2 separate regions of the Mus musculus genome follow, and region 1 is linked to region 2. Evidence: chromatin loops called from intact Hi-C (ENCODE). Cell type or tissue: heart. All regions are shown on one strand. Each heading gives the region's core, and the rest is flanking DNA. Links, peaks and the distances in the headings are about the cores only.

Region 1 (10,676 bases), core at 1,402-9,401, 140 kb after region 2:
AACAGAAACTGGGAGGCCTCAAAGAGGTTGCTCCCGCAAGCCAAAAAGGCACCGAGGAGATTATTCATTGAAACTAGAGCTGGTGGGAGCTTTCAGTTTAGAAGGGAATAGAAATGTTCCTGGAAGCTGGGGAAAAGGTAATCTTGTTCTGTAATGGGAAACGCTCTGGCAGCACAGTGGCCACGGTTAACATGGAAAAGAACAGAAGAGCCAGGCCTGGTGGTGCACACCTGTAATCCCAGTGCTTAAAAATCGGAGGCAGTAGGAGCAGAAGTTCAGGTTGACCCACAGCTACATGTTGAAACCAGCCTAAGTTACTCAAGAAACTGTCTAAACAAGCAAGCAAACTGAACAAAATCACAGAGGGCTGGGAAGATGGCTTAGTCAGTAATTGACTGTTGAGCATGGGAACCCAAATAAAAGGTGAGTGCACGGGATGGACAGGTGGCTCAGTCGTTAGGAGCACTGACTGCTCTTCCAGAGGACCTGGGTTCAATTCTCAGCACCCACATGACTATAACTCCAGTACAAGAAGATCTGACACCCTCTTATGGCTTCTGCAAGCATTGGACACTCATGATAAACAGACATATACAAGGCAAAACACCTATATGCATTTAAAAATAAAAATTAAAGGTACTCCCTTGCCAGAAGACAACAAATGTCAGATTAAGAGATGTATACACACCTCAGCATCCTCATGGAGATGTCAGAACTATCAGGAATTGGTTCTCTCCTTCCACTCCGTGGGTCCTGGGAATCAAATTGGGTTGTCAGATGCTGTGGCGGGTGCTTTTACTCACACTCACTCATCTGTATCCCCCAGCTCCAACTTCTTCGCTGATTCCATTTAATAAACTTATATTTTCAATGATTTTCTGATATTGTTAGTTTGCCATATTTAAAATGAATAGCTTCCCATACTAGAAATGAAGCCAAGGCCTTGAGCATGCTAGACAGGCATTCTCCCAATGAGAGAGAATGCCTAGCTCAATGATCGTTTTAATTTTGTCCTGCTTTGTATACCTTGGCAGCCTTAATAAGCTGAGCTCTGGGCTGGAGAGATGGCTCATCAGGTAAGAGTACCGACTGCTCTTCCAAAGGTCCTGAGTTCAATTCCCAGCAACCACGTGGTGGCTCACAACCATCTGTAATGAGATCTGATGCCCTCGTCTGGTGTGTCTGAAGACAGCTACAGTGTACTCATATAAATAAAATCTTAAAAAAAAAAAAAAAAAAGCTGAGCTCTGCCACTTGTTCTTCAAAGACAACTGAAAGGCTGGAGAGGTGTCTTCTTGGTTAAGAGCACTGGCTGCTCTTCCAGAAGACCGCATCCAATCCCCAGCACCCACATGATGGCTCACAACTCCAGTCACAAGGGAGCTGACACTCTCTTCTAGCCTCATGGGCACTGTGCAGTGTACACAGACATACATGCAGACAAAACACCCATACACAGAAAATGAAAAATAAGAGACATGTGTAAATATCTTTAAAACACAATAGTACATGTAAGTCTGTGTATAAATGTACATGTAGCTTAATGTACATGGCGTTTCTCATCTGGGATGACAATGCTCCCTCCAAGAGCCAAAGAGCACCTAACAAAACTCCAACACCGCCAGGTGCGGTGGTGCACGCCTTTAATCCCAGCAGAGGCAGGCAGATTTCTGAGTTCGATGCCAGCCTGGTCTACAAAGTGAGTTCCAGGACAGCCAGGGCTACACAGAGAAACCCTGTCACACACACAAACACACATACACACACAAAAACAAACAAACAAAAACTCCAACATCAGACATGAGGAGCCTTCTTTTGAATTGTTGAATTGTTGGTCACAGTCATCTGAAGTCCCCTCAAACATTACAGGTTATTGCCATTCCCTTTGTTTGTCCCCTAGAAGTGGAAAGTTAGTCCCTGTTGCTAAAAACACCAAACACTTCAAATGCAGGCCCTACAGGCTGCTGAGCAGGATCCAACCTGAATGGCTCTTCTCTGAGGACTAGCTTTCATGGTACTAGAAGGTGCCATGCAGTTTCCAAAGGAGAAAAGAAAGCAACAGTCCTAAACAGTGAAAATGGCCACCAAGACATGATAACCCTAAGGGTACAGTGCTGGCAACTTTGTATCATTTTATTGGGTTCTTAGACCTCGAACACCTTTCCAACCCCTATTTCACCCTAATACCCTCCAACTCCCAGCACTAAGTAGGAGAGAAAGATTAGAATGGAAAGGGGACGTAGCCTCTGTAGGTTACTTCCAGCTGAATAGGGTCATTGGGATCCTAGGGGCAAGTCCAATCTTCATTGTCAGAATACCCAGCAGTTCAACATTAGCGAATGCAGCAGGGGAGCAGCCTCTGTCACAGAACCTCTCGGACTCCTAGCATTTAGACCCTCTCCAGAGTCCCCAGAATTAAACTCTCTGGAGCTGGCAAAAATCATACCCCACCTGGAGCAGGAGACAATCATGGTTAATGGCTGTGCAAAATCTGAAGTAGCCCTATATCCCACATCTGGGATTAAATTAGAGAAAACATAACATAACCTGGTTTTTAAAGAAACCAAAAGCTCTCAGTACAGTACAGTTGTGGCACATATACCTTGCTTGTAACCAGTGGCTCTCAACTCAGACTTAAGGCATGCTATGCAAGAAAGAAATCACGGCTTCCACTAGAAACGTAGCCAACTACCCACTCTGGTGATGCCATAGAGCTTGAGGAGAACCCACCCCTACCGATTTACTAAGCCAGCAAAGTGCCAAGCTACATTCCAAATAGTTGCCCTTATACTTGAAAAAATGTAGTCCTCACCCCTCATCAAGGAAACCTCTCTTTGCAGACAGAAACTATGACAGAAAACCACAGCCCACCAGAATGCAGGACTGGATCCCAGTCCCGGATACATTTACAAGATGACTCGTGCACCTAAGGTTCAGGGAGCATTTCAGGAGAGGGGACTGGGATTGGGAGAGCCAAAGGATGAGGGGGTGGGGGGAGGTGACAATGAGATTGCGTCTTCTAGTAAGGTCAGAAGCTACACCCATAGTGTCTCACTAACGTGACTGTTAAAACATCAGCTAAACAAGGACAGCACTGATGGACATGCTATCATGGACAGAGGAAAGACCAAACGACCTCCTTCCTATACAAAGAACTACAGGGAACGAAGGAATGCTGAGAGCTGGAGAAATTGTCTTCCCCAGAAGAGAGCACAGCAACTGGTCATCCAAATGGTCAGACCTGAAAACGTGCACACAAGTAACGTTATACAGACTGAGCTCCTTAGGGGTTTTTTTTTTTAATCTGTTTAGGAATATATATGTACTTGCATACATGCATATGTGCATGCAACACCAATGGAAAAGGTCATAAATTTGAAAGAGAGCAGGAGGGGGCATAGGGGAGCGTTTGGGGGGAGGGAAAGGAGAGGGACGATGCAATTATAATCTCAAAAAATAAAAGAACAACAAAAAAAAAGTAGACAAGTAATAAAAACAGAGATACAGTCCACGTGACCATGCTGGGAAGAGGACAAAATGAAATGTTCTAGTGAACCGCTCCATCCTCAAGGGTGATGAGAGAGGTTTTAGGTTGACTAGAGGGTGAGAGGTGTGTATAGGTAATCAGTCCCGGCTAAAGAGCTGTCCCAACCATCACTGACCTGTCATGATCTCAACTCGAATCCTTTCTATATATATATATCCTGTATATATATCTTCTGTAGCTCAGGTTGGCTTCGAACATTGTTTCTCCTGTGTTAACCTCCCTAGTGCTGGGATTACATATCTTGTGGTTTGAATAAGAATAGCCCCCATAGACTCTCGAGTGAGTGTGTGTGTGTGTGTGTGTGTGTGTTTAAATGCTTGTTCCATAAAGAATGGACTATTAGGAGGTGTGGCCTTTTGGAGGAAGTCTCAATGTGAGGCTTTGAGGTTTTCCTTGCTCAAGCTACACCCAGTGTGGTACACAGTGTCTCCCTGCTGCCTGAGATCGAGATGTAGAACTCTCAGTTCCTTCTTCAGCAGCACCACGTCTGCCTGTATGTTGTCATGCTTCTCGACAGACATGATGTAACAAACTAAACCTCCAAAACTGTAAGTTAGCCTCAGTGAAATATTTTCCTTTAACTGGGACATGCCTTTAATCTTAGCACTCAGGAGACAGACACATGTGGATCTTTGAGTTCAAGGCCAGCCTGGTCTACAGAATGAGTTCCAGGACAACCAAGACTACACAGAGAAACCCTTTATAAGAGTTGCCATGGTCATTGTTCACCCACTAATAGGGAACGTGAGCTGGGTTTAGACCGTCATGAGACAGGACCTTCAGAAGAGCAATCGGTGCTCTTAACCACTAAGCCATCTCTCCAGGCCATCTTAAAATTCTTAAGCGATAAGGAGGTCGGCCAGTTCCTCCTGCTTTCTGTTTTTTATAACCCACGCACACACGCACGCTCCATCCACAGTGGGGAACAATCATGGAGGAAGAGGGTTCCCAGACTGCCCTTCGAGAATAAAATGGGAGGCCAGAACCAAAGTCTTTTGGATAAAGTACCACATCGGACTATGCACTAACCCATTTGGCTGCCTTCCTTCCCAAGGCATGGATCGTCCCAGCATAGGAAAGATCTCCCTCCCTCCCTCTCTCCCTCTCTCCCTCCTTCCCTCCCTTTTGACCCATTTTCATTCTTCTACCATACACTCAATAAAATTAAATTAAATTAAATTAAATAAAGAGTTGCCATGGTCATGTCTCTCTGTGGCAATAGAAACCCACTGAGACAACATGCATGCACCATTTCAACCTGTTTCCAAAGAGGAATGTTTGACAGAGAAAAGTCATTTTCTTTGGGTATGGTCTTGAATAAATCTAGTTCCAATAATTTCTGTCACCAGGTCTTTCAGTAGAGCTGTGAGCTGAATTAACCTGAAAGTCCTTGCTGTTTTAAGGCAGGGTCTTGGCTGGCCTAGAGCTCAACTGTGAATACCAGGCTTCTATAAACTCACAGAGATTTCTTCCCTGCCCAGTCCTCCAGTGCACTGGGACAAAGAGCACACCCCATCACCCTGGCCCTGACCTTAGATGTTGGCAAATGTTAGCTTTCAGAGGCTGTGCTTCTACATATGTGTGAGTACTCTAGTGCATAAACTGATTAAAGAGACAAATGATAGCACAATTACACTTGTCCCAAGAATCAGAGAATTACTCCCCCTTCCCCCGTTATTTCCAACAGTTAATAATAAACCTGTCAAATGAACGTTGCTGGACCCACATCCGAATCCTTTGGAAACAATATTATGTGAAAAAAGCAATAATCGAGGGCCGGCTTGGAGGGAGCAGTTCTTCTCAAAGCTTGTTAGGGATACCCAGACACAGACTTCCATGAAGCAGTAAAAGGGAGCACTTGGGCATAGATAGGAAGTCTCTATGCTTAGTGTATTCTTTGTCTTTTGCTGCGGGTATCTGTGTGTGTGTGTGTGGTTTTTGTTTGTTTGTTTGTTTGTTTGTTTGTTTTGTCTTCGTGCTACCTGAACCATAACCTCCCGGGTTTGTTTGTTGTCTTTTGTTTTAGAAAAACACTAGTTTTCTTCACGTTAACTCTCACAGCAATTTGCATGGTTTGTGTTAGCGCACATGATTAAGGAATAACGAGGGTGTCACACACTCTTGTGCTATGTGCGTCACCAGATCTTCTGGGCTCTGCAAATTTGCTTTGTTTTGTTTTGAGACAAGCCCTTGTATATAACCTTGATTCAGCCGGAGCTCGCCAAGTAGACCAAGCTGACCTCGAACTCAGACCAGCATGCTTCTGCCTCCGGATTAAAGTTGAGTTGAGAGGGGCGGGGACCTTTTAGGGAGGGCTGACTGGCTTATTCTCCTGCCAATCAAGATCTTCTGCACAACAGACCTAGCTTACATCAGACGAGATGTACCCGCTTTTCTCTGGAGCGGGGGCAAAAGCCGACGAAAGGGTATTTCCCAGAACCGACGGAAGTAGGACCTGGAACCACTTCCTCCAGTGCGGGCCAATGAGCTCTTACTTATGGCAGTCAATTTAGTCCCGGAGGGGAAGAGCGTTTTGATTGGTGGCTCAGCCGGGAACGCAGAGGCTCACGGGAATCCATTCCGGCCGCTTCGCCGTGACTGCCCAGAAGACCTGTCAGTCAGCCGAGCGTAACCGGTCACACCTCTTCCGCCGCCAGGCCGCGACACCGCGGGGGCCGGGCAGCGCCGCTCGGCCCAGGCGCTAGTGCCGCCGCGAGGCGCGGGGCCGCGAGGGGCGGGCCTGGGAGGGGAGCGGCCGCAGGGGCGGGGCCGGAGGAGGAGGCGGAAGCGGCGAGCGAGCCCAAGCCGGAGCCGCATCGAAGCTGCGTCCGGGCCGGCGGAGCGGCGGCGGCGGGGTTGGCCGGGGCGAAGGGGCGCTGGAGCCTGGGCGGGCGGGCAGAGGGCTGGGGGGGGGGGGGCGCGGCCCGGGAGCGGGTGACGGGCGTGCCGGGGGGATGCGCGCTGGGGCTGTGGGGCGGGGCGGGCGGCGGCCGCGGGAGCGGCGCCGGGGGCGGGCGGCGGCATGAGGCGCGGGGCCGGCGGCCGCGGGAGGGCGGCGCGGCTCGCGGCCCGGTCGCTCCCGCCGCAGCTGCTGGCCCGCACGCTGTGCCCTGACAGCTGGGCCTCGGCCGCTCTCGTCTCAGCCGCGTCCCGCGCCGCCGCAGGTGACCACTCGCCGCGCCGCCGGAGGCTTCACCCGCGTCCTCCCTCAGGACGCGCCCGCGGAGCTCGGGCGCCTTCGCCCCGGACCCGGAGGCCGCGCTGCGCGGGGCGGCGGCGAGGCCGGAAGATGGCCTGGGTGCTCAGTATGGACGAGGTGATCGAGTCCGGGCTGGTGCACGACTTCGACTCCAGCCTGTCCGGCATCGGGCAGGAGCTGGGCGCCGGCGCCTACAGCATGAGGTAAGGGGCGCGCGGCTGCCTCCGCCGGGCGGGGCCTGGGCCGCGGGGTCGGGGTCCTGCCGCGTGGCGCCGTGGCCTGGGAGGCCGACGGGGGCGGCTAGCGGCGGAGGACCCCGTCGCTTCTGCCTGGGGAAGCCGCGCTAGCCGTTGAGATTGGGTCAGAGGGGCAGGGACTTTCTTTCCAAGTGATTTACGAGTCCTTTTAGCTGGAGTAGGCTGTACAAAAGGCACTGTTTCTAATGGGAAAACTGTAGCTTTTCCTACGGTGCCTGGTAGCGTGGCCTGCGACTTTCAGCCGCTTGACATTCTGATAGTAAGTTATATTGTGAGTGAAAGTAGCCCTGAGGGTTGGCGAGCGCAGTGACTTGCTTGTATAGTCTCCTGATTGAGAGTGAAGTTGGGCCCTTGCTAGGTTTCTTCATTCTCAAAGTGACTCCCCTCAGGCTGTTTCCTTTTGCAGAGGGCTTTAAGATTGTGCCACACACAATAGTTTAGTCACTGCTGTCTGCACCAGCAGCTGTTCCTTTTTGTGTAATTGGGAGAGGCGGAAACAGATAGGAGCCAAGTGTGTCTGCCCCTTACTTATCCCGAAAGAGTTGAAGAGTTCTTGGTGGCTCGGCAGCCCTTTGTTTCGATGTTGGAATATGGCTTGTGTAGGGTATGGTTTACCCAAGGAGGTAAAAAACGGAGTGGTTTTTGAAACGTGTGAATTAAGTGTAGTACTTAGTTTTCAGCAGTATGGTTGGTTGTGTAAAGTGTGCGATGTGGGCTCCCTGGGGCTCTCCTACCTTTCCTGCCGCCCAGGGGAGGTCAGAAGCATTGTTAATACCCTAAGAGAAATGCCCTGGGTCAGAGCTGGTCTGCACAAGTCCAGCCTCATCCCTGAAGCAATTAGCCTTGACTCTGGCGGGTCGGGAGGTTTCTTGGCCCGTGGAAAGAAGCGGTGGAAAACATACTAAACTAAGAATTAAGCCGCTCGCATGCATCTGACCCTGACTTGGTCTTTGCTTGCCTCCCTAAACTTGGCACCTTCTTTCTCTCAGTTGTGTAACTTGAGGGCTTCGGATGAGGCGGATTGTTTGCTAGACCAACTCTTGGTTGTTGAGGAAATTGAGCTACCGAAAGTCTAGGGATCATCTAGAGAGGACTGGAGAGTAGGCTCTTCTGGAAGTCTTCCTTTAGTGCGTGTCCTTGTCCACTGGAGAGCACAGGAGCGGAGCCCAGCCTGGTCTCCTTGCTTCAAGTTCTCAGTCAGATGGGGCTGCTGAACAGCTTGCTTATTGGTAGGTTTTAGAACTTGGCTTTTTTCTAGGATCTTCTGTGAACTTGTGCTTGGCTAACTTGTGTTTGGGGGGTTATTTCTCTGAAAAGGAAGTCAATTCTTGGTGGCAGCCTTCTCTTAATAATAATCTTTAAGGCATGCTGGCATCTTTGTGGTTCTCATCTATGATACTCCACTCAGGAAAACCTTTTCAGTGTTTTTGGCTATGTCCTTTCATATAAAATTTCTAGAGTCTCAGAAAGTGTCAGTTTTTGAGGGGACTTGTTTATTTGTTTATAAATTAATTGGGTCATGAGAAATCAAGAGGAGTTTGCCTCTTGTGCCTTTCAAGACCTTTGATTTGAAAATTTCAAGTATAAACTACTGTGAAATTGAACTGACAAGTAGACCCTCCTAGGGGCATGAGGCTTCGCTTCTGCAGGCCTCCCCCGTAACCCTGTCCCCCAGAGCAGACTGCTGCTTCTGAGAAGGTATTAGGAAGCAAACTTATCTTTTTGTTATTTGTTCTCACCTGTGAAGCTCAAGAAGTAAGCCTGATGTGGAGCTCACATCTGTAATTTCAGCACTTGGAAGGCTGAGGCAGTAAGGTGACCTGAGTTTGAGTCAAACCTGGGTACATATTTTGACCGTCATATAGACACATACAGATCAGGAAGTATACTTGAGCTTCTTGGAGAAATCTGGATAAAGTTTTGGTTTGGTGGGCTGCAGAGATGGCTCAGCAGGTAAAGTCATATGCTGACATCTTGCCAACATGAGTTCTAGCCCCAGGAACACATGGTAGAAAGAGGACTGACTTCTGCAAGTTGTCCTCTTACCACATGCATGCAGAAGGCATGTTTGTGCTAATTGTATTTTTAATTAAGTGCAAGCTGCTTTCTAGTGTTCTTTATACTGTATTTGCTGTCTTTGGATATTTCTTAAAATAGAATTTATTCTGTCTCTAACCTCAGGGCTTTGGGAATTAAACCCAAGGCCTTGAATGTACTAGGTAAGGTATTTTCTTTCTTCCTTCCTTTCTTTCCTTTCCTTTTCCTTTTTTTCCTTTATTTTTTTAGATAAGGCCTCACTATGCAGTCCAGGCTATCCTGGAATTTACTATGTAGCTAGCCTGGGCTTCCTTGAATAAATCCTGAGTGCTGAGGTTATAGGAATTTATAGGAATAAAGCACCATTTTCTTTTCCTTCCTTCCTTCCTTCCTTCCTTCCTTCCTTCCTTCCTTCCTTTTCTTTCTTTTCTTTCTTTTCTTTCTTTTCTTTCTTTTCTTTCTTTCTTGAGAAAGGGTCTCATTTAGTCCAAATATCAGAGGATAACTTATGATCCTCTTGCCTCCACCTCCAGAGTGCTTGGATTATAGGTGTGAACTACCCTCTGGTCTGTGTGGTGCTGGGATTGAATCCAGGTGTTGTGTATAGTAGCTAGTTAAGCATGCTACCAATTTAGCCATATCTTCTGCCTTTGTGACTTTTTTTAGACTTTTTTTAGGCTGTCTTGGAGCTTACAGTATAGCCCAGGCTGGCCTCAAATTTGAGATCTGCTTCTGCCTTCCAAATACTGCAATTTTTATTTTTAAAACTTGTGTTCTAGGGGTACTTTGTTTAGCTTTTGTGGACAGTAACTTGAAAGAATTGGAGCATTGCTTTTCTTTTTATGTATGGCATTATACATGTTTTATTAAATACTTTAGGCTGGGGTGTTGGAACTGTGCTTAGGCTACTCTCGGACACTCCCTTTGCTTTGCCTTTTCTGGGGGGAGAGGGTCTGGTTCTCATTTTGCTGATATAGTCTATCTTGTTCAGATTCCCTTTGAAATGAACCAAGTCATATATAAATCTTAATCTTTTTATTACAACATTTAAGCTGGGGGTGTAGTTGAATTGATAGAGTCCTTGACTAGATGCATGAAGCCCTGGGTTCAATCCCTAGCGCTGCCTAAAACTGGGCAGTGTTACATCTCTTGTATGTAGAAATATCAGAATTTTAAGGCTATTCTGGGCTACATAGCACGTTCTAGGCCAGCTTGAGATACATGAGTCTGTCAAGAAACAGCGAGAGAAGGAAAGAAAGCCAGCCCTTAATAATTGATAAAATAAGTACAAACCATTTTTAAATATTTCACAAGAGAAAAAGTTTAGCCATTAGAGTGAAGTTTCTTCTTATTTCTTATTTTATGAAACAACTTCTTTGGATTTGCTTATCTGAGACAAATAAAATCAGCCTCACACAGGTAAGCGCTGAGGACAAGCAAGTTTGTATAGATAGCCTTTTCAGATAGTTGCGGATATTATTCTTTGAAATTATCAACATTTGACAAGTGGTAGTCTACTTTTTAAAATACTTAGTAAGTTGGAGAGATGGCTCCTTGGTTAAGAACACTCACTGGGTACCCTTCCAGAGGACTTGGGTTCAGTTCTAAGCACTTACATGGAGTCTTTAACTCCAGT
Region 2 (8,000 bases), core at 1-8,000:
CACCGGGATTCCTCTGCAAGAGCAGCGAGTGCTCTAAACGGCTGAGTCAGCACTCCTGTATTTTGTATTTTAAAGAAGGACCTCAGAGTAGGGACAGGAGAATCAGGAGTTCATCATCTTGAGCTATCAAAAACTTCATCTCAAAAATAAACAAAAAACAACTTTATTAATGTGAATCATTTTTAAATTCACTGATAAATTCTAGGCGGACTTACACTTGTTAAGAAAACTTGTTAACTGGACCTGGGGACTGGAGAGAAGGTTTAGCAGTGGCTTAGCAATTAAAGATTACTTGCTGCTTTTCCGGAGGACCTGAATTCAATGCTCATCACCCATATCAGGTGTCTTACAAACTGCCTGTAACTCAAGTTCTAGGCTCTAGAATCTAGACTGGATCTGACACCCTCTTCAGGACTCCTTGGACACTGTACTTGTAAATTGTCACCTAGGAACACATGCACACACATAATATAAAAAAATAAATTTAAATGAGTAAATAAATGAATGAATCTCAGTGTGTCTGTCTGTCTCTCCCTCTCCCCCTCCTCCTTCCTTTTGCCCCCTCCCCACCCCCTGTCACTGACGTAGTCTAGGCCAGGCCAGAGACCAGCAAATTCTGTGCTGCCGACTCCCAGTACAGAGCGTCGTCATTGCTGCTGCTTATCTCTTTTGGTCTCCACTTTGGAAGTCTGTGATCTGGATGACATTATTATTTGGATTTCAGGGTTATATTGTCCAGAAACAATCCTGTTTGTGTTCTGCTTCATGTGTTCGTGTTCTCCCCACAACCCCTTGTACCTCCCTGCCCCCATCCCCTATCCCTTATAGCTACTCCCATGGCCCTAGCTGGCCTCTAGCTCTTTGTAGAAGGCCTTGACTTATACCTCTCATGGTTTAAAACTATAGACATGTGCCCAGTTCTGGCTCTGTTCTCTCCTAACCTGCCTCTTCCTCAGTTCCAGTCGTTTCAGTCAGTTGTCCACAAGTTGCAGCGTGACTTGATTTTTTTCTTCTCATTAATCAGTCGTTTCTAACTCTGATACATGGACTGTGTCCTGCTTGCTTGCTTTTTCCACCTTCACTATCAATACTTTAGGTCTCTCTCTCTCTCTCTCTATATATATATGTATATATATAATTTATTTATTTGTTGGTGACACTTGGAGAAGTCCACTCCCATGCTTTCAGGTGTGTCTTTCTTCCCAAGCAACTTTTTTTTGTCTAGTAACACTTCTGTTTTAAAATCTACATTTAATACTTCTATAAAGATTTCAACTCTGCTTCATTTTATATATACCCCAACAGATGAATTACACTGCCACCTCAGCTCCTTGTGGGGCTGAGGGAGCAGGGGCTCAAGGTCAGGGCTTGTCTGAGAAATGTAAACTGGGGACTAGGGCTCGGGCTCAGTGAGAATGTCCCCTGTATCCAGAGCTGTCAGTCCAGTCCCCAGGAGTGCTAAAGCAGTTGGTAGCTGAGCAATGGAAATATTTTTATAGGCCACATTCGCTAGGAAGACCAGACATTTGTAGAAAATGTAATTTAGTGATGAAAGTTAATTCAGCTTTTATTTCTGTACATTTTTTTGTCCCACAGAGTTTTCCACTCTTTGCTGATTTTTTTTTAATCACATATTCAAACTAAAGGAGTAAAATTACTGAGATCAGAAATATTTTAGGACAAAGTGCTCACTGTGAAGATGTGGGGAAGGGGGTCGTTTGCATGGTGGATGATGCTACCTCTTCTTTCTTACGTGGTGTCCCTGCCTATGGGATGTCATCTTGTTCCACGTGGTAGTCTGTGACCAGAAACTAAAGCAATTAGAGCAAACAATGTCGTCGTCTGAGACTGCAATAATAGAACAGCAAGTCTTACAGTATAGTGATTTAGAGTGTTTGTGATGAAAAATATAAGCAATAAACCCAGGGGATTGATGTAAAGAGTCACCATCTTGGGTGGTCATCTTGAGTGAGAAGAAAATAGAATACTGAAACTATAAGTAATTCAGTGATGTTAAGTCAGTTTCTCTCAAGAAGTATCATATTTTAGTTGAAACTTGATAGCTTAGAATAACCAGTCAAAGAATAGTTGTCAGGTAGAAAAAAATAATGACTATGAAAGCCCAGAGGTGAGAAGGACTTGATTGATTGTAGAACAAAGAGAGACCTGGGCTTCCTGGAGCCCACTCAGGAGAGACCATGTTTGTGGTATGTTGAACCTGTGAGAGAATTGTGCAGCCAGTGTCTGATAGGACAGGAGAGCCTTTGATAGGCTCCTAGAGGTAGAGAGGTCGGAGCCCATGCAGCGTTTTGGTCTAGAAAGGGACATGTACATGGGGTGGCATGGAGTAACACTGTGTTTTTGGCTTGACTGTTCAGAGAAAGCCTGTTTTTGTTGCTCTTTGTGTGGGTCCTGGTGTATGGTTGTACATTTTTCTTTTGTTTCACCTTTGGTTTCTTCCATAATTGCCATTGCAGTGCAGTGCTCTTGACTGAAGCTCTGATTAAATTCTTTGACTTTTAAAAGAACTAGTTGAGCAGAGTCAAGAACACTAAATAATATCATCTGATTTGAACATATGTCATTTGGTTTAGAAAATAGTGAGATATGCACATTTGTTTTTTTCTGGGGATTTTAAGAAGCTGGACTTTAATTTTCATGTTACAAAAAAGCAAATTGGCAGAGTCCATAAGTACACAAGAATTAACTTCACTGTTAGAAGGGAAATGGAATGAAAAATAAGCGTATTGTGTCTGGAAGGAGCCAACACCAGCCGGAGGAAAAGACTAAATTGTGGTGCTCTGTGCTTGTGGCAGGACCTGGTGTTGTCATGGAGCTTTCTAGACAATCTCCTAGTACCCTAACAGAGATGTAAACACTAACCTTGCTGTTGGCTGCAACTGTTTCTTTTTCCTTCATTGTGAAAACACTGTTTTGTCTGATGTGCTTGTAGGACCAAGTACAGTTTCCCTTATAATCACAGTAGAGTCATTTCCAGGTTCTCTGAGTCAGTTACCAGGAAGAGAATTATTTATCTCAGAGGCTGACAGTAAAGGAAAGCATAGGACTTAGACTTTAAAATTACTGTAGCATTCAGTTTATGTGAGTCTGCAGCATAACTCCCAATCTAGTTTTGTATATTTTCATAGCATGCTCTTTGGTAGTGAGCAGAGAAGCACTTTTTCTAGGTTGATTTAAGAACATGTCTCTCTGTGGCCATGAGCCCCAAGGCCTTCTCAGAGCTTGGTAATCCTGTGATGTCTCTGCAGCCTGGATAGAGGGTGCTTAGCTCCCCTGCAGCTGCGCACTGGCAAGTTCTGTCTTCACCAGAAGCAAGCTTTGTTCCGTGTGGCCCTACTGTCTGTGCACAGAGCTGCCTTTGATGGGCTGGCTTTGACGTGATTTGTTTACGGCAGCCAGAACGCTTCCTGCATAATGAGAGCAGTTAATCATGGAAACTGGGCTATTCCTGTTTGTGCACTTGTAGCGTGCTTCTGTTGTAAATATTAAAAGGTAATGACCAAAGGATGAAAACCTTTTTTAAAAGGTGCAAACCAGCTAATCCATCAGATCATGTGATTGCTACTGATTACATGGATATCTTTAGGGAAGCAGAAAATGATTGCTGAACACATGCCTTGTGTTTTGATGATTGCATTAAAAGTCCCCGAGTGGGATGACATTTATTGGCTCCCAGAGCTTTTCTTAGATTAAATTCCAGGCATCCGTTACAAGGAGAAATATCACAACGTGTACCTAACAGCATATGTGCAGCTAAAGAATAATTTTGATCAAGCCCTGCTAGGGTCCGCTACAAAAACGAGGGTTTTCAGCAAGACCCCAGACTTTTATTTTGAAGTGGAGTAGCAGCTGTTGGCTATTGCGGTGCAGAGCTGCAGCGCGGCCTGGGTCACACAGTGCTCCCGGTGCCTGTAGGCTGCAGGCCGAGCCCAGTGGCGCAGGCACTAAGCTACACTTATTTTGCTGTGATATTTGACCTTTTGGTTTGAGAGAGCTCCCTGGACCATCTGAATGGCTATGGGAGATGGTGAGTATGATTCCTTTTTCTTGTTGTGCTATGTTATACACTTGGTTTTAAGGTGATGATTGTTTGCTATGTAAGAGATGTATTTCCCCTCAGAATGAAGGACATTTACGTGCTTGTGTGTATTTTTGCTGTATATGGGGTTTTTTTTTTGGGGTGTCTTTCACTTGATGTGTCAGTGTGGGGTCTGGCAAACATAAGGTGGGATTTACCTTGCAACCCAAGCACGGCTTTTTCAGTCTTTGGTATTGGGTCACCAAAGGGTAGTGGAAGGGTCAGGGAATGTGTACAGGAGCTGTGGAGGAGAATGTGGCCTTTGGAGCAATGGCAGATTTAGGCAGGGAGGTTTGATTAGCTAGCTTGACATCTTTCCTGTTGTATTTGACAGAATTTCAATTCCGTGGTAATAAAATACTTAGAGAAGCAAAATGGCTTGCCATGGATACTATACTAATTAGTATGCTTGTGGTTTGTCAGTGTCTCTAGTAAACATCCTTTAAGAAATTTATATAGGACATAATTTGATCACACATTGCTTTTGTTGGTGTTTTGGGAAGGACAATCTTAAAGACACCTATTTCAATAGTATTTTATACTTCTCAGAGGCACTTTCATATACTTTATATACATTGTCTCATCAGGCACAAATGACCAGTGAACTACACAGATATTTGGTGTTTCCATTTCACAGATTAGGAAACTAAGACCTGCTGAAAGGTGTGTTCCAGGTCCAGGCACAGAGCAAACTGGGCTGAAGCAAGAGCCGCAAATGTGTATCTGCTATTGTCCTTCTTAACACTGTTTGAGCTTTTTATTAAGATGCTTTGAGATATGTTTCATAATAACATCATTATCAGAGATGTGTACAGGGGGACTGTAAGGTTCTACCGTGTTTTTTCTCTTTTCTGTTTCTCTTTTTTTTCTGGTGTGTATCTGTGTGTCTAGGTTCTTAATGATTCCTTGCTTGGATTTTTAGGTTTTAAGTCTTAATGTCAGCCTTCCTATGATTAGATTATGACCTCTGTCCTCCAAGAGTTGGTTCTCTTGGCAATATTAGGAATAGGTTGCAAACTTACCAAGTTGCTGTTATTGATAGTCATTTAAAGTATTTTATGTACATTGAAATAGAAATGTGATAATACATTTTGTATTACACATTGTTATGAGTGATTTTGAGAATTTATGTAATTTTTATATGGTCTTATGTAAATAATTTAGATATACTTTATTAAAGTAAAAACATTAAATTAATTTCTCACATACTTAAGAGCATTTCCAAGTTTCTTAGGAAGATTAAACAACAAAAATGTTTAATTTTTAGGCAACTGAATGTTGCATTTGCTTTGAACCATGTCTAGATTTTATTTTATTTTTTTCTACCTATTTTTGGCTGTCCATATATGTTTATTTGGTTTTTATTTTCTAAATAATACATACATTCAGACAGGTTAGGAATATATTGATTTTGTTTTTCATTCAAAGTAATGACCTCTTGTAAAGTTTCCAACTAATTTTCTTTCTTAAAATAGTAACATTTTTGTTGGGTTAAAATATGCCTTTTTAAAAAAACCTTAAAAGTCTGAATAATAAAGAAAGGCAGTAGGCTGTCAGAATGAATAGTTTTAACATTTGGTATGATTACTGAGTGTGATGAGTTTCTCACATACAATTTGAATGTGTGAACACCATGCACAATTTCATTGCTCTATTCCTATTTGCACATTTAAAAATTTTAACTATGAATATAGTGTGTAAATATCTTTTAAAAATTGAAATGATCATATTACAAAAAACTCTGTAAACTTGTTCATACTTTATGCAGTGAGATCTCCTGCCTTTTATATGCTTTAACATAAATATGCTTTCATATATAAACCTTCAAACAAATTCTGTGTTGATTGTTGTTTATTTGTGTTAGGCGTGGGGACTGGGGAATGGAGCCCAGGGCCTCACTTCCTCTGTGCAGTATTTTACTGCTGAGGCACATCCCTTGAAAGCAGTCATTCTGAATATACTTTTGACATTTGCTATGTCTGCTCAGCACATGAAGTGTGTTACTATCATGCTGTCATGTGTTATTCTACCTCTTCTGTGTAAACTGTTGCATGGTCTTCCACTGTATACATGCAGTATAACTATTTCACCTTCAGTGAAAGTTTACATCCTTTGCCATGTATAATTTTTCCTAAGTTGGTCTGGGACAGACACTTTTACCCAGGCTGTTTATGTGAGTACAGAGACGTGCATTTTCCCCCCAAATACTCTGTAAGTAGCATTTTAGAACTTAAAAGTCTGCCTTTAAATTGTGTTAGCTGTAACAATATTCCAGAAATACGTTATTATATACATTCCAACAGTAGTACCTACTAGCCAATATTCTTTTCAGTTCATTGCTTGCTATTATTACTTGTTTAAACAATTTTCCAATCATATCAGTGAAAAGTATTTCAGACATTATCAAACATAGCTGCTTTCTGGCAACCCTTCTCATCTTCATATGACTCGTGTGTGTATGTGTGTGTGTGTTTGTGTTCTCTTAGCTGCCTTTTGGTTTGCTTTATTTATTTGGTCTGCTTACTTACACAGGTGTATGTGAAAGCCAGAGGTTAGTGCCTTTCTTCATTACTCTTGTGTATTTTCTAAGACAGTATTTCTCAGTCAACTTGGACTTCACTGTTTAGCTGGGCTGATTGGCCAGGAAGCCGGTGGGATCTATCCATTGCAGCCATCCAGAGATAGCAATGAAGCTTTAGATATGGTTTGCTGTGTGCCATGCTCAGCTGTTTTGTGGGTGCTGAGTGCTTAGTGTTTGTACAATAAACACTTACTTTACCCACTGAGCCATCTCCCTAGTCTCACCTTGTGGCATCTTTGACCAAATCATTTGACTTTTTATTTGTTTATAGTTGATTTTTAGATATTCCAGTGATGTCATTGGTGGTTTTATTTTAAGGTCAATTCAGATTTATGAGGTCCTGGAATGACTTACTGCTTGGTGAATTCTTGAGGGTAGATTTTGGATGTTTTTAACTTAAGTTGTCTCATTCTTAATTCCAAAGCATAAAACCAAACATTTTGAGTAATTATGTAATATTATGCTCTAGGCAGTCAAATCAGAGAGGGTTAATTAAAAACCTGTAGGATTATTATGTGGTACTGACGCCTGCATTTGGCCGCAGAAGCATGAGAAAGGAATTTGGCCTTTTGTTGTTCCTGCAGAATGGCTGGAAAGAAATAAGGTTTTGTTACAAATGGACTTTTCCTAAATTTTTTATATTTCAATATAGTCTATTAAAAAATTAATATTTTAAGAATATACACAACTGGACCAGGCATGGTGGCAAACTTTAACCCCAGCACTCAGGAGGGAAATGCTTTGTGATCTCAAGGCCAGCTTGGTCTATACAGTGAGTTCTAAACCACCCAGGGCAATGTAGTGAGATCCTTAGGGATCAACCTTCCATGAGATCCTTTGGCTTCTAGGATCACATGTAACTCATCTGAAATTTAGTTTAAGAGGAATAGAATACTGATGCTGAAAAGATCCTTCTTCCTTGCTCTTGAACATTTTTTTTTTTTTTATGACACACTAGGATTGTATGATGTAAATCACAGGAGAGAAACCTGCCTTTTACTTGATGGTGTAAGGCCAGTATTTTCTACTAAAATCAATGATAGGATAAAAAAAATAAATGTATGGAGAGAAAGTAAATTACAAGGATCAAAAGAGTGGATGGTCCTGAGAATCAGGAAAGCCAGTGCTGTGCAGAATAGTCCAAGAAGAGATGCCGTGTCAGGGAGTATTCAAAGGGCCACTTGACACAATCACACCTCTTTCTACTCTGTTGATTGACTTTCTATCCATGCCCTAAAACAACAGTATTAGCATCACTGTAAGGCAGAAGACAGGGGCCACTAAGATTGAAAGTAGCAAGTGGCTAAAAATAAAAAGCAC

What was found. Hi-C counts contacts between places; a loop is a spot of excess contacts. Peaks named below come from ENCODE experiments on the same cell type or tissue, not always from the same donor. Only the 100,000 strongest peaks of a DNase experiment are listed, where the experiment ranks them.
Region 1: it touches region 2 in a loop (2.6-fold over the local background); 2 of 42 quality-filtered maps call a loop at or near these places.

What each region holds. Positions count from the first base shown.
Region 1 is chr9:113,924,818-113,935,493 of GRCm38, forward strand. Ubp1 (upstream binding protein 1) reads left to right here and starts at 6,495. Exons shown (of 16, transcript NM_001372510.1): 1 at 6,495-6,949. The coding sequence starts at 6,837. Gm39439 (a long non-coding RNA gene) reads right to left here and starts at 6,109. Exons shown (of 4, transcript XR_003948257.1): 1 at 5,910-6,109; 2 at 689-753. In heart, for the core only: no CTCF peak of the experiment used is centred there; DNase peaks (open chromatin) are centred at 3,934, 6,094 and 6,814; H3K4me3 peaks cover 3,494 bases; H3K27ac peaks cover 3,096 bases.
Region 2 is chr9:113,789,419-113,797,418 of GRCm38, forward strand. The region is part of intron 7 of Clasp2 (CLIP associating protein 2); the gene reads left to right. Among named protein-coding and RNA genes, the nearest start is that of Clasp2, 52 kb to the left of the region's middle. In heart, for the core only: no CTCF peak of the experiment used is centred there; DNase peaks (open chromatin) are centred at 3,353 and 3,893; H3K4me3 peaks cover 1,809 bases; H3K27ac peaks cover 1,930 bases.